Linked DNA regions of Homo sapiens: regions 2 and 3 are each linked to region 1. The links are chromatin contacts, found by Hi-C or POLR2A ChIA-PET in ENCODE. All regions are on one chromosome and are shown on one strand. The core of a region is the stretch at or near the end of the contact, and the rest is flanking DNA. Distances in the headings are between cores, read along the strand shown. Region 1 holds the start of EHMT2 (euchromatic histone lysine methyltransferase 2). Region 2 holds the start of RXRB (retinoid X receptor beta). Region 3 holds the start of GNL1 (G protein nucleolar 1 (putative)).

What was found. A loop is a pair of places that touch in the nucleus more often than their neighbours do. ChIA-PET counts read pairs that join two places held with the same protein, here RNA polymerase II (POLR2A). Pooled maps may share reads with other maps.
Region 2: a pooled map shows a loop between it and region 1 (6-fold over the local background). The contact joins the promoter of RXRB here to the promoter of EHMT2 in region 1. A Hi-C loop is called at or near these places in 1 of 168 maps with a recorded cell type or tissue (CD4-positive, alpha-beta memory T cell) and 7 of 50 pooled maps. POLR2A ChIA-PET finds 5 or more read pairs at or near these places in 1 of 52 experiments (BJ).
Region 3: a pooled map shows a loop between it and region 1 (7-fold over the local background). The contact joins the promoter of GNL1 here to the promoter of EHMT2 in region 1. A Hi-C loop is called at or near these places in 4 of 50 pooled maps. POLR2A ChIA-PET finds 5 or more read pairs at or near these places in 2 of 52 experiments (T-cell and naive thymus-derived CD8-positive, alpha-beta T cell).

The regions. Positions count from the first base shown.
Region 1 is chr6:31,895,880-31,900,240 of GRCh38, reverse strand. EHMT2 (euchromatic histone lysine methyltransferase 2) reads left to right here and starts at 2,543. Exons shown (of 28, transcript NM_006709.5): 1 at 2,543-2,605; 2 at 3,252-3,318; 3 at 3,417-3,635; 4 at 3,725-3,978. The coding sequence starts at 2,564. ZBTB12 (zinc finger and BTB domain containing 12) reads left to right here. Exons shown (of 2, transcript NM_181842.3): 2 at 1-628. The coding sequence ends at 315. It also overlaps a transcript of C2 not described here. RefSeq lists enhancers at 2,026-2,620, 2,704-3,400.
Region 2 is chr6:33,198,037-33,202,113 of GRCh38, reverse strand. RXRB (retinoid X receptor beta) reads left to right here and starts at 1,449. Exons shown (of 10, transcript NM_021976.5): 1 at 1,449-1,872; 2 at 2,698-2,945; 3 at 3,650-3,806. The coding sequence starts at 1,638. SLC39A7 (solute carrier family 39 member 7) reads right to left here and starts at 1,247. Exons shown (of 7, transcript NM_006979.3): 1 at 458-1,247; 2 at 201-369; 3 at 1-42. The coding sequence starts at 868. It also overlaps the pseudogene RNY4P10. RefSeq lists enhancers at 215-716, 717-1,218, 1,219-1,720.
Region 3 is chr6:30,554,597-30,558,336 of GRCh38, reverse strand. GNL1 (G protein nucleolar 1 (putative)) reads left to right here and starts at 1,848. Exons shown (of 12, transcript NM_005275.5): 1 at 1,848-2,206; 2 at 2,617-2,782; 3 at 3,146-3,282; 4 at 3,422-3,573; 5 at 3,691-3,740. The coding sequence starts at 2,134. It overlaps PRR3 (proline rich 3), which reads right to left and starts at 1,042. Exons shown (of 4, transcript NM_025263.4): 1 at 887-1,042; 2 at 125-187. The coding sequence starts at 992. RefSeq lists enhancers at 875-1,439, 1,440-2,004, 2,005-2,570.

The sequences.
Region 1 (4,361 bases), core at 1,294-3,793:
CACTTCATCTTCATGTGCCCTCGCTGTGGCAAGCAGTTCAACCACAGCAGCAACCTCAACCGCCACATGAACGTGCATCGTGGTGTCAAGTCACACTCGTGCGGCATCTGCGGCAAGTGCTTCACACAGAAGTCCACCCTTCACGACCACCTCAACCTGCACTCGGGAGCGCGGCCCTACCGCTGCTCCTACTGCGACGTGCGCTTCGCCCACAAGCCTGCCATTAGGCGGCACCTCAAGGAGCAACACGGCAAGACCACGGCCGAGAACGTGCTGGAGGCCAGTGTGGCCGAGATTAACGTCCTCATCCGCTAGCCGCGCAGGCGTGGAGGCCAGGAGGCTGGGGCCCCTGGGCTGCGTGGAAAAAGGGCTCTTTGGCCCAGGAGAATTGGGGGGTGGGGGGTCTGGGGCAGAAAGGTAAGAGTGGGAGGCTGAGCAGATGCACACATCCTGAGAGAGGGAAGATGATTCCTTGGAGAGACTTGCTCTTGAGAGTGCAAGAATCTGGAGCTGGGAAAAGGGTTCTTGGAGGCCAGGGGAATACGGGGTCCCAGAGAAAGATTTCCTTCTCTTAGAAGTGCATGTATATGTGGAGGGAGGGAAAAGGGTCCTATAGAATGAGGGAAGACAAAAATGTTTTATTCCTGGCTAAGGCTGCCCAGGGGAAGGTTCTGACATTTCTCGAGATAAGAAGGGTTGGGGGGTGGGTGGGAACAGGGAGGGAATTTGGCAGGAGGACATGCTCCTGCTTAGAATAGACCTGGGGTGAGGGAGTGGTAAGGGGAAAAGATTACTGAGTCCCAGAAAAGGAAGTGGGAGACAGTTCTTGCATGCTGGGGAAATGAGACTGCGAGTATGAGGCTTGCTGAAATTTGAGGGAGAACAAAGTAAGACGCCAGGTAAGAGAACGTGGGGTGCGCATCCTGGGTAGATATTGGGAAGTGGGGGTACAATAGCAAGAAACAATGGATAGTCATGGGGGTGGGGGGGATAGGGCACTTAGAAAAGAAAGAACACAAGAAGGGCTGTTGGGAGGGAGGGAGAGGAGTAGAGACATACAGTATTTTTTAAGAAAAAACATATTTTTTAGGATTTTTTCTGGAGTTTGGGGTTTTAGTTTTTCTGCTTTTGTTTTCCACAAAATAAAAAACAAAAAAAAACTTTTTTTTTTCCTTTACACTCTGGCAACTGCGTGTACATGACTATCCTGCCCTAGACAGCCTCTCCCTGTGATGCTGCGTTCTTAATACCTAGAGGTCACAACTCTGCATATCCCTTGCCTGAAGGAGCCCAGCCCTAAACATGGGAGAGGAGTGTGACAAGTGAGCTCCTCTGGTCAGGGACTCCCCCAAGTCCCCACCCCCAGCCCTCCACCAGTTCTGCAATCTCAACACTTAGCCAGGTACCTCACAGTACAAGTGATTGGCAGTCGTGGGGATGCACATGAACTCTATTTGAGGGACTTAGGATCAGTGCTAGGGATGAGCTACAGGTGGCCAACCTGCCCACGGAAATTGTAAGCAGGAGTCTGTTTGGTCATATTTTGTCTGGGGTAAATAGGTCATGTCTTCAGGAAAGCTAAAAAAAAAAAAAAAAAGCTAAGTTTGGATTAAGGTGCAGGGAAAACTACAATTCCCAGAAAGCTCTGGAATAGTTAACCAAAGAGAACTACAGTTCCCAGAAGGCCTTTAATTGGCCTCAGGTGCCCCACCTGCCTGTGTCAAATACTGCGTGTGAAATCATACAGATCTTTTCCAAACTCGACCAAAACGTAATACCTAAAGGGATGGTACCCTAAATACAGCTATCGAGATTGTCTATCTTGGTGTATATCATTTATACTTAAATTGTCCGCTGGGCTATGACCCACGGAGTACCTGACTGTGCTTATGAAGTGTTCGGCAAAAAAGGTTTACTTACTGCAGTGTCACCAGTCAGTAATGACGTTCGGGCCGCTGGGCTTACCTGGATCCCTAGTGCGTGTGAAGGTGTAACACGCCTGATATAAACAGAAGAGACATTTAGCCACAGGTTTTCAGAAGGGCACGCTGCTCCAGGGGACATGAAGCAGCATGCTAGAACCAGCCAAGAATAAAGGTGTCCTCCGCGTCCCTATCGCCCCTTCGTGCTCGTTAGAAAGAGCAAAAAGGCGAGGCCAAAACTGAGGCCAAGCCTTCTATCTGGTAACCCAAAAACTAGAAAGGCAGAAAAGCAACCAGAGGCGGGAAAAGCCCAACCAGGCCAGAGGAAATACAGCCGCTGCCGAGAGCCGAGAAGTTCAGAAGCTCCGCTTGTTACCTAAAACCAGATGGGGACAGAGACGCCACACCTGGGCCCAGGCGTGTCTCGCCCTCGGTCCCTGCAGAACTGAGGCCAGGAATGACAGGAATTCTCCCTTGCAGCTCCCAGCTTAGGACAGTCACAGCCATCTCCGAGGCCGCTCTCAGGGGAAAATGGCCAAAAAGCATGTAGCGGCTCCTTTAAGGCTCCTCCTCGCCCTCCCTCCCTCGCCCACGTGACCCGGGGCGGCCGCGCGCCGGCTCGGCCCCCAGCGCAAGCGGCGATGGCGGCGGCGGCGGGAGCTGCAGCGGCGGCGGCCGCCGAGGTGCGGAAGGGGAGGGGGAGAGGCGGGTGCATGCCCGCGCGCGCGCCCGGGGGAAGCGCGCGCCCGTGCAATGCTCCGGGGGTGCAACGGGGCCGGGGGGCCCGGGCGGGACTTGCAGCAATCCAGGGGGCCAGCACCGGGGGCGGATGAGGGGACCAGGGTGTGGGAGGTGGGGGGAGTGGGCACGGAGGCGCGCGTGCAGCCGCCGGCTGCCCCTGAGTGGGCGACGGGCGCCGGGGCCCCAGGAGCACGCGTGAGGGGCACGAGGGGCCGTCCACCGGGCTGGGGGGCAGCGGGTGCTGGAGGGGTTGGTGCCCGGGGTCCCCGCGGCCTGGGGGACAAAGGGGGAGCGGCGCGTGCAGCCGGGAGGAGGGGGCGGGGCCGGGGCGCGGAGGCCCCGCCCCCTCCCCCTCCTCTTCTCTCGGCCCCAGAGATGCGGGGTCTACCGAGAGGGAGGGGGTTGATGCGGGCCCGGGGGAGGGGTCGTGCGGCCCCTCCGGGCAGCCGAGGCCGCGGAAGGGGGGGGCCCCACAGAGGAAGAGGTAGGCCCCGGAGCCTACTCTCTCTTCCCAGGGCCCAGGCATCCTGGACCCCCCAACTCTCTACTGGGCTGACCAGCCCTCCTGTCCCTTGTCTCCCCTCCCAGGGGGAGGCCCCCGCTGAGATGGGGGCGCTGCTGCTGGAGAAGGAAACCAGAGGAGCCACCGAGAGAGGTGAGTGCAGCTAAAACGGGCCCCAATTGGACCGTCACCTTCCCTAAACACAGGATCTCCTGAGCCCTTAGCTCTGAACTTTTTCTCTTCCTCTACAGTTCATGGCTCTTTGGGGGACACCCCTCGTAGTGAAGAAACCCTGCCCAAGGCCACCCCCGACTCCCTGGAGCCTGCTGGCCCCTCATCTCCAGCCTCTGTCACTGTCACTGTTGGTGATGAGGGGGCTGACACCCCTGTAGGGGCTACACCACTCATTGGGGATGAATCTGAGAATCTTGAGGGAGATGGGGACCTCCGTGGGGGCCGGATCCTGCTGGGTGAGAGGCTGGGTAGCCTGGGGGGTTGGTGGGAAATTTCTGACTCTTGCCTTCTTTCTTATCTTGCCTTTTGCTTGCCTGTTTTCTAGGCCATGCCACAAAGTCATTCCCCTCTTCCCCCAGCAAGGGGGGTTCCTGTCCTAGCCGGGCCAAGATGTCAATGACAGGGGCGGGAAAATCACCTCCATCTGTCCAGAGTTTGGCTATGAGGCTACTGAGTATGCCAGGAGCCCAGGGAGCTGCAGCAGCAGGGTCTGAACCCCCTCCAGCCACCACGAGCCCAGAGGGACAGCCCAAGGTCCACCGAGCCCGCAAAACCATGTCCAAACCAGGAAATGGACAGGTGAGTGGGATGGGAGAGATGGGATAATCAACCATAAACCTTTGGTGAGCTCTTTTACAGTTTCACTTAAGGCTTCTACTCCATTTACTCATTCACATATTTAAGCAAGGGGCTGCTGTGTGTCAAATATTAGGCTGTGCTTGATCTGTGAACCAACAGACAGGTTCCTCTCTTCCTGCAGTTTACATTCTTGGGTGGTGAAAGTTTGATGTTAAAGAGTCAATTATATAGTTAATGTCTTAATTACTCTTATGATAATGACAAGGTAAGGGAATTTCAAACCACTCTTCCTTTCTACCTCAAAGCAAGCCCTTGGGGAACTCATCTGTCACTGCTCTATTTGTAAAGTTTTTCCTGGGAATCCCAGTGGGAAAGGAGATGAG
Region 2 (4,077 bases), core at 200-2,699, 1.3 Mb before region 1:
GTCCATGTCCGGGTTGCTCCAGAGTGTGGTGAGAATGAGGTTCTGGAAGAAGGGGGGAAAACCAGATGAGGGAATATCTGACACAATGAGTGTGTATTTGGGGGAATATCGAAAGGTCAGGGATCATAAAGGAGAAAGAACCCTTTTCCTCCAAAGAACGAAATAGGTTAGATTTGAGGTAGAAGTCAGAGGTTACTTACCAAGAGCATGAGGAATGAGGTGCAGGAAAGCATCTCCCAGGAGCCCACCGGAAGCAAAACTGAGCAAGATCTGAAGTAGAGAGCGATGCCGGGGAGAGTTCGACTCCACGGGGATAAGGAAGAGGACAAAAAATGGAGCTGCTGAGATCAGCACTGTGGCCCCCAGTGCCTGGTGAGGGAGAGTCAAGGTCAAGTACTGTGGAGTTTCCCAACAATCCAGAACCAGCCCTTCTCTCTCCCATCCCCTGGAGACTCACATAAGCCCAGAGAGTGACAGCATCCAGGTCCTGCTTGATGCCTGGAGCCCCAGACTCCCCATAGCCTCCATGGCTATGCTCATGGTCATGTCCATGTCCTCTGTGGTAGAGGCTCTCATGGGAGTAGCCATGGCTATGGCCATGGTGTAAATCCTCATGTGAATGTCCATGGTCGTGATCGTGGGTATGTCCATGCCAGATGCTCTCGTGAGTGTGGCCATGGCCATGGGCATGGCTGTGGCCATGGTGGAAATCTTCATGTGAGTGCCTGTGGCTGTGGCCATGGAAGTCCTCTTGCAGATCGTCGTGCAGGTCGTCATGACCCCCGAGTCCAGCCACCAGAAGCCCCAAGGTCGCCCAGGTCAGCAGTCCCACGGCCACCCAGTGGGGGGCCCCCAGGCCTCTGGCCATCACGCTGACCAGAGGGACAGAGGCAGTGACTCCACTTGACTCAACTCTATACCTACACAGGGTCCGCTTTACTCCAATCGCGCCCTCCGTCCACCTCTATGGGCCGCTCTCCCATTCCCTTAAGTTCCCACCTACATTGTTCCCAAGACTAGTTCTCTTTATCCCGAACCACCTCCCGGATGTAGGGCCCTGGGACACTAATCTTTCACCAGCCACTTTACAGACTCTCTGGGCCCTCGTCTCTACGACTCATTAGGTGAGGAAAAGGCCTGGAAAGGATGGTAGAGAAAAAACAGAGAATTCTCACCGGCTCCGGGATCCTCTCCTTTCCCGGTTTGCTTGGACGTGGCAGTCCCGCCTTTAGATCCCGCGAGAACAGGAAGTTCCGTTCCACCTTCGCCCTAATGCCTTTACCAATATGGCGGCACTCCGGTAGCGACGAATCCATCCTGCACTGACACGCATGCGCGAGTGTGGAGGTGATTTGAGGGGAGGGTGGGCGAGGCGGGCTAACAGGCCGGAGGAGACCGCCTCCTCGGTTTCCAACTAGACGAGGGGGCGGGAACTCGCGCCGAGACTTCCCGTCTGTACAAAGATGGCTGCCACATTGGCGCTGTCATTTTGGTACTGAGCAGAGCGACGGGCTTAATTCGACCCAATCCAGGCCAGAGTCTTTCTCTCAGGGGCTTCCTCGTGCTCAGCTAATCCTCCGATCAATCCTTGGGAATCCCTGGGACCTCTTCGGTATCCCTACTCTCAGCCAGGGATCATGTCTTGGGCCGCTCGCCCGCCCTTCCTCCCTCAGCGGCATGCCGCAGGGCAGTGTGGGCCGGTGGGGGTGCGAAAAGAAATGCATTGTGGGGTCGCGTCCCGGTGGCGGCGGCGACGGCCCTGGCTGGATCCCGCAGCGGCGGCGGCGGCGGCGGTGGCAGGCGGAGAACAACAAACCCCGGAGCCGGAGCCAGGGGAGGCTGGACGGGACGGGATGGGCGACAGCGGGCGGGGTGAGTGCCCCAGCAGAAGGGCAGGCGAGCCAGTGACCGCTTTATCTGCGACCCCTCCCCCACACCCTCCCCCGGTGCTCTTTTCCTTGCGCTCCCGCCCCCTTGTTTGTAAACACGCGTCCCCTCCCTCCCGAGGGCCTTAGCACCCTCCCCCCCGGGGCGGGGCGGGGAAGGGGAGCTTCCGCCCTCCTAGCTGTGACCGCTTGAGGCCTTGGGCACCGGAGGTCGCGGGCCTGGGAAGGGCACGATTCCTCTTAAACCTCAGGACTTTGGGCGTTTACAGGCAGATCCTGCGTCTTAGGAGGGGTCTCTCCTGCCTGTCTCTTTCCCTTGCACGCTCTGGCTACCTGGCTTTACGCTGGGAATAGAGGGGCTCGATGGTCTACCCCACGTGCTGCCCCACCCACGAGACAGGTGTGGCTTTGGGATGACCTGGTATTCATTCAAATGGATTGGTTGGAAAATTTTCCTCACCTGAACTATCCTCCTCTCCTTGTCAACTCCCTCCTCTCACCACAATGAGGAGTTACGCTGTTTTTGGGTTTTTTTAGCCAGTCAAATATAGCAGTGGGAGGTTGTATACCAATTTTAGTGACACAAATGTTAATAAGTTCTGATAACCCACTACCATCGGACCAGCCGGAGTTACACTGTTGTTTGACAGCAGGGTGTCTCTGAACTTGGGGATGGGTGGAGTGGGCTGGGTCCGGCACGGTGGGGTATTAGAGAATTAAAGTCTCTAGTTGGATGTTTGAAGACTCATTTTCTTTTTTTGTCTCTTCTGTCTCTTGTGTGTCTGTGTGCCTGTACATACCCCTCCCTCAGACTCCCGAAGCCCAGACAGCTCCTCCCCAAATCCCCTTCCCCAGGGAGTCCCTCCCCCTTCTCCTCCTGGGCCACCCCTACCCCCTTCAACAGCTCCATCCCTTGGAGGCTCTGGGGCCCCACCCCCACCCCCGATGCCACCACCCCCACTGGGCTCTCCCTTTCCAGTCATCAGTTCTTCCATGGGGTCCCCTGGTCTGCCCCCTCCAGCTCCCCCAGGATTCTCCGGGCCTGTCAGCAGCCCCCAGGTGAGAGGTTGTGACCAACTTACTGCCTGGCCACTTTCATTTTCTTGTTTTCCTTGTAACCCCAGATCCTTGTGTGAACTTCCCCATGGCCCATTGACCTTCCAATCCTCTAACCTTGTCAGGCCTGTGGTCTTTATGAGACCCCTTGCCTTTCCTGAGGTGACTGATCTTTCAGTGCATGCTTCCTCCCCTAAAAGAACTCTAATATTCTTTGTTTTTGTGTGTGTGTGTGTGTTTTTTTTTTTTTTTTTTTTTGAGATGGAGTCTTGCTCTGTTGCCCAGGCTGGAGTGCAGTGGCACAATCTCAGCTCACTGCAACCTCTGCCTCCTGGGTTCAAGCAATTCTCCTGCCTCAGCCTCCTGAGTAGCTGGGATTACAGGTGCCTACCACCACGCCCGGCTAATTCTGATATTCTTGATGTCCTTTTCATCTATCTGATTTTCTGCCCTTTTGATCCCATCTGCTTTCCCAAGACACCTGCCCTTCAGGGTCACTGTGTTGCACAATTTCAGGGGGGGCCTGTTTATTCACTTTGGGGTTGTGCTCCAGGGATGGCCTTTCACATAGACTGCAGTGTAAATGACAGCCTCTGGAATGTGCATTGCAGGGCCTTGCTTAGTGGTAGGGAATGATTTCCATCACTTCTGTGACATTCTGCTTCCCAATAAGTCTTCCTGTGACTTCCCTATTTCCCCCATCCCAGATTAACTCAACAGTGTCACTCCCTGGGGGTGGGTCTGGCCCCCCTGAAGATGTGAAGCCACCAGTCTTAGGGGTCCGGGGCCTGCACTGTCCACCCCCTCCAGGTGGCCCTGGGGCTGGCAAACGGCTATGTGCAATCTGCGGGGACAGAAGCTCAGGTATGTGGCTCAGAGGATGAACAGAGAGGGAGAGTCTGGGCCATGTATCATCACCTGTGGGATTCCCAGGGCTTATGGAGTTTGGTCAGAGCAAGTGACCTGGGGGAGGCCTGATGGGAGTAAAGAAGCTGAAGCTGAGATGTAGGACGCGATTGGGGGGAAGGTCAGAGGGAAAAGGAAGCAGCGTGTAGGGTTTCTGAACAGTGAGGAGACTGGGACTGGATCATCACTCAGCTCCTGGTTCCCTATCTCTGTATTTGGCAAACAGGGA
Region 3 (3,740 bases), core at 599-3,098, 1.3 Mb after region 1:
TCTCTCCATTCATTTAGGGATGGAATCCCTGATCTTTTATTTTTAAGTCCTTCCTGGGTTTTATCCCCTCCCTTGCTGTCTTCTCTACGACCTAATACAAGGATCAGGGCCCCTTCCTCCTCACCTGACTTAGGGTCGCCAGGTTTTCCATTGGCCATGGGGGGAGGGCCCAGAAGGCTGGGTGGTCCTAAGAGCAGACATGAAAATATGGTCATCAGAATGGATTAAAGGACTGATGATTCTGTTCTTAGGTGTTTTTCTTGTATTACTTATTTCTTAATTCAACCAGTAAAGTCAGGTATATTTTCAGCAGTCTTGGGAGTTCTCACCCCATCTATCTGCCCTTTTTTCTGCAAAGCTGTTTCAGGGTTTGCAAAAAGTAGATATTCAATCAAAGGGGATAATGCAGGAAAAGATACTGACAACTTTTTTTCTTCACCGTACCGTCGCTATCCAAAACAACCTAAGTGTCTCCAGACATGAACCAATCCCTCACCTTAACTGCTGGCCAGAGGACTAGTTTAGAGAAAGCTGCACCTGTACCTTTTCAGTCAAAGTCTGGATACAAACTGTCATCCCAGTCATCGCAATCTGCAACATCTCTACTACCCCTTTCCCCTACTGTTCTGCGGCTGCGCAAAAGAGCTCTTTATTCTCTCCACCCCCGCCTTCTCCAGAAAGGTCTGGGGCCGTATTGAGGTTGATGGTTCCAGTAAGAGAACTCCTGGTTCAAGGCTCCATTTGGGAGAGCCCCACTTCCATCCCTCCCCAGCGCGTGCGCCCTTCCTCCTTCCGTTACAGCCCCCTCCTTCGCACCTTATTAGCCCCTAGCCCCTTGCCCGGACGGGCTTGACAGGCATGTGCACATCCCTCCCAGACCCCTCACCGATGGGACTCCCATCCTCCTCATCTCCAGTCTCTTCCCGCTCGGGCAGCGGGGGCTGCTGCTGTGTCGGTGGCTGGTGATGATTCTGCTTCTTTCGTTTCGGCATCGTGTCTGCGGCAATGGCTGCAGCGGGATTTGGAGGGTAGTGAGGAAGGGGCACGCGGGGATTCTGTTTCCGCTTCCGGGGGGTCGGTGGGCAGCAATGCTGAGGCTCCCGCCATTCCACTTCCGGAAGGTTGCGGAGAACATCTGCGGCGGCCGCATTCCGGAGCCAACTGCCTCCCTCCGTCTCTGCCAGGCATGGCGGCAACCTCACACCTTCCCTTTGCTGCGTTTCTATAAATGCTTTGAAAAAATTACTCTTTTCTTCCCTCGCTGGAAAACACCACAACCAGCTCCTCAGAGTGTGTCACAGAGTCAACAGGCTCTCGGGCCAGAGGGCCTGAGAAGAGGACTGTCGCACCGTAAGATCGCCACATCCGGTCCTCGGTTACTATGGTAACAGCTGCAGGCACAACTTCGTGCCCTTTGACCTCCCCCCAAAAGTCCTTGTCCCGCTTGGGTTTCCCTTCTCGCCCGCTTTTGCACTTATGATCTGTAAACCTGCTCCTTATCATCGTTCCCACAAGGAATTTGGGTCCCAACAGGTCGGCACCCAGGACTCTCAGACCGCCGCCCTCCCCTAAAGACCTCTGACCGTGCCCCCGGTGTAGTCCAGCAACCTGGACGCAGTCTCGGCTTTCCACTAAGGTCAAGCCCGGGGCTTTGTAGTATAGCCTCAGCGTGTCCACGCCCCCTCTCCCCTAGGTAGTAGGCCCCGCCCTCCGCTCCGCCGCCCCCTCCAGGTGAGTGGTAGGTTCTCCCGGGAGCGCAAGGTAGTGATGACACGCGCCCCCCCTCCTCCGAACGCGAGTTGGTAGCGTCCGTGACGGAGTTAGCCTGGTCCTCCCACGCGCGCCTCCTTCCTCGCCGCCGGGGCGCCCTCTCGGTGCCACTGGCTCTCACGTGCCAGTAGCCCACCCCGCATCATCCTCTCGCCTCGCTCCTGGAGGGAAGTGACTATATCTCCCCCGTCCGCCTTCCATCGCCGCCGCGGCGGTAATTCTGTCGGGCCCGCCCGCTGACGTCACCTGCTAGCCCCGCCTCCTCTAGGGTCCCGGGCCCCTGCGGCGGGGGCTGCCCCGGGGGGCAGTCAGTTGAGGCGGCGGGAGCTCGGCGGAGGGCGGGCCAGGTGACTGGTCCGGGCCATGCCGAGGAAGAAGCCATTCAGCGTGAAGCAGAAGAAGAAGCAGTTGCAGGACAAACGGGAGCGGAAGAGAGGTCAGTGCGGGAGCGGGAGGAGGGGGCGGGGCTCGGGCTTCCGCACATCTGGAAGGAGGGGTGTGCCCGCTGCACCTCTGGGGATCGTGGGAGGGGGTCGTGGGACCGCGTCAACCCTCGCGGCCTATCGCGGAGGGGATCCCCCACCCCCCCTACATCTGGAAGGGGTGGGGAAGGATGGAGAGTTGGGGGAGGGGAATCCCTCCAGCTAGCACGGGGCGCCGTCCCCACTGCTCCCTGAAGGAGTGACTCCCCCCACGCACATCCGGGAGGGTCCCAAATAGGGTGTCTGGGAGGACTGAACATCGGAAGAAGTTGAGTGGGATGAAAGGGAGTCAGGCCGATGGGGGAGAGGGTCTTATGGCCCCTGAGAGCTGGCCAGCACTGGCGTCACCGGCCCCTCCCCGCAGGGCTTCAAGATGGGCTGCGCTCCAGTTCCAACAGCCGCAGCGGGAGCCGGGAGCGGCGAGAGGAACAGACCGACACCTCGGACGGGGAGTCTGTGACCCATCATATCCGCAGGCTTAACCAGCAGCCTTCTCAGGGGCTGGGTCCACGAGGCTACGACCCAAATCGGTGAGGGTGGGAGGGGGCGCTGGTCCCGGCTTTCCCGCCTACCCGGAAGTCAGAGCTTTGGGGGAAAGCGGGCTGCTACTGGTGAAGACGGTGGGCCTGGGATGCCACAGTTCTCCGCTAGCCACTCGGCTCCCCACAGCGGGCCACAGTCTTCCTTTCCAGAGGGGCTGGAGAGAGTTGGGCTTTTAGAAGGAGAAGGCTGAGTATTGCCTGAAAGAAGGACTTGGGGGAAGTCTGACTTGAGAGAGGAGACTTGAACGACTCTGGAGAGAATGGTTTGCGAAGTTGATTGTACAAGAGGGGAGAAAATAGGAGTTTGTGGCCACAGGATTGCTCTGGATGTCTCGGTCCCTGTTCCCTTAGATACCGACTGCATTTTGAGAGAGACAGCAGGGAGGAGGTAGAGAGGAGAAAGAGAGCAGCCCGGGAGCAAGTTCTACAGCCGGTCAGTGCTGAGTTGTTGGAGCTGGACATCCGGGAGGTGTATCAGCCTGGCTCAGGTGAGTGAGAGCAAGACAGGCATTGGGCTGGGGAAGGAGTTTGGAAAGGTAAAAGCCGACTGTGAGGAAGGAGGGGTCTGGGATGTACTCTTGAATCCTGAAGATTTCCTCACACTTGGACTTTTTCCTGAATTCCCAGTTCTGGACTTTCCTCGACGTCCTCCTTGGAGCTATGAGATGTCCAAGGAGCAACTAATGAGCCAAGAGGAACGGAGCTTCCAAGACTATCTTGGGAAGATTCATGGGGCTTACTCCTCTGAGAAACTCAGCTACTTTGAGCACAATCTGGAGGTGACAGTGTACTCTAGGGACAGGAGTGGGGCATAGTGACCTATGGTCAAATTGGTTTGGGATCAGGCTGGAGAGGGACTCTGTTTTCAGTTTCTCTTCCTGATCCTGTCTTTTTAGACATGGAGGCAGCTGTGGCGGGTGTTAGAGATGTCTGACATCGTCCTGCT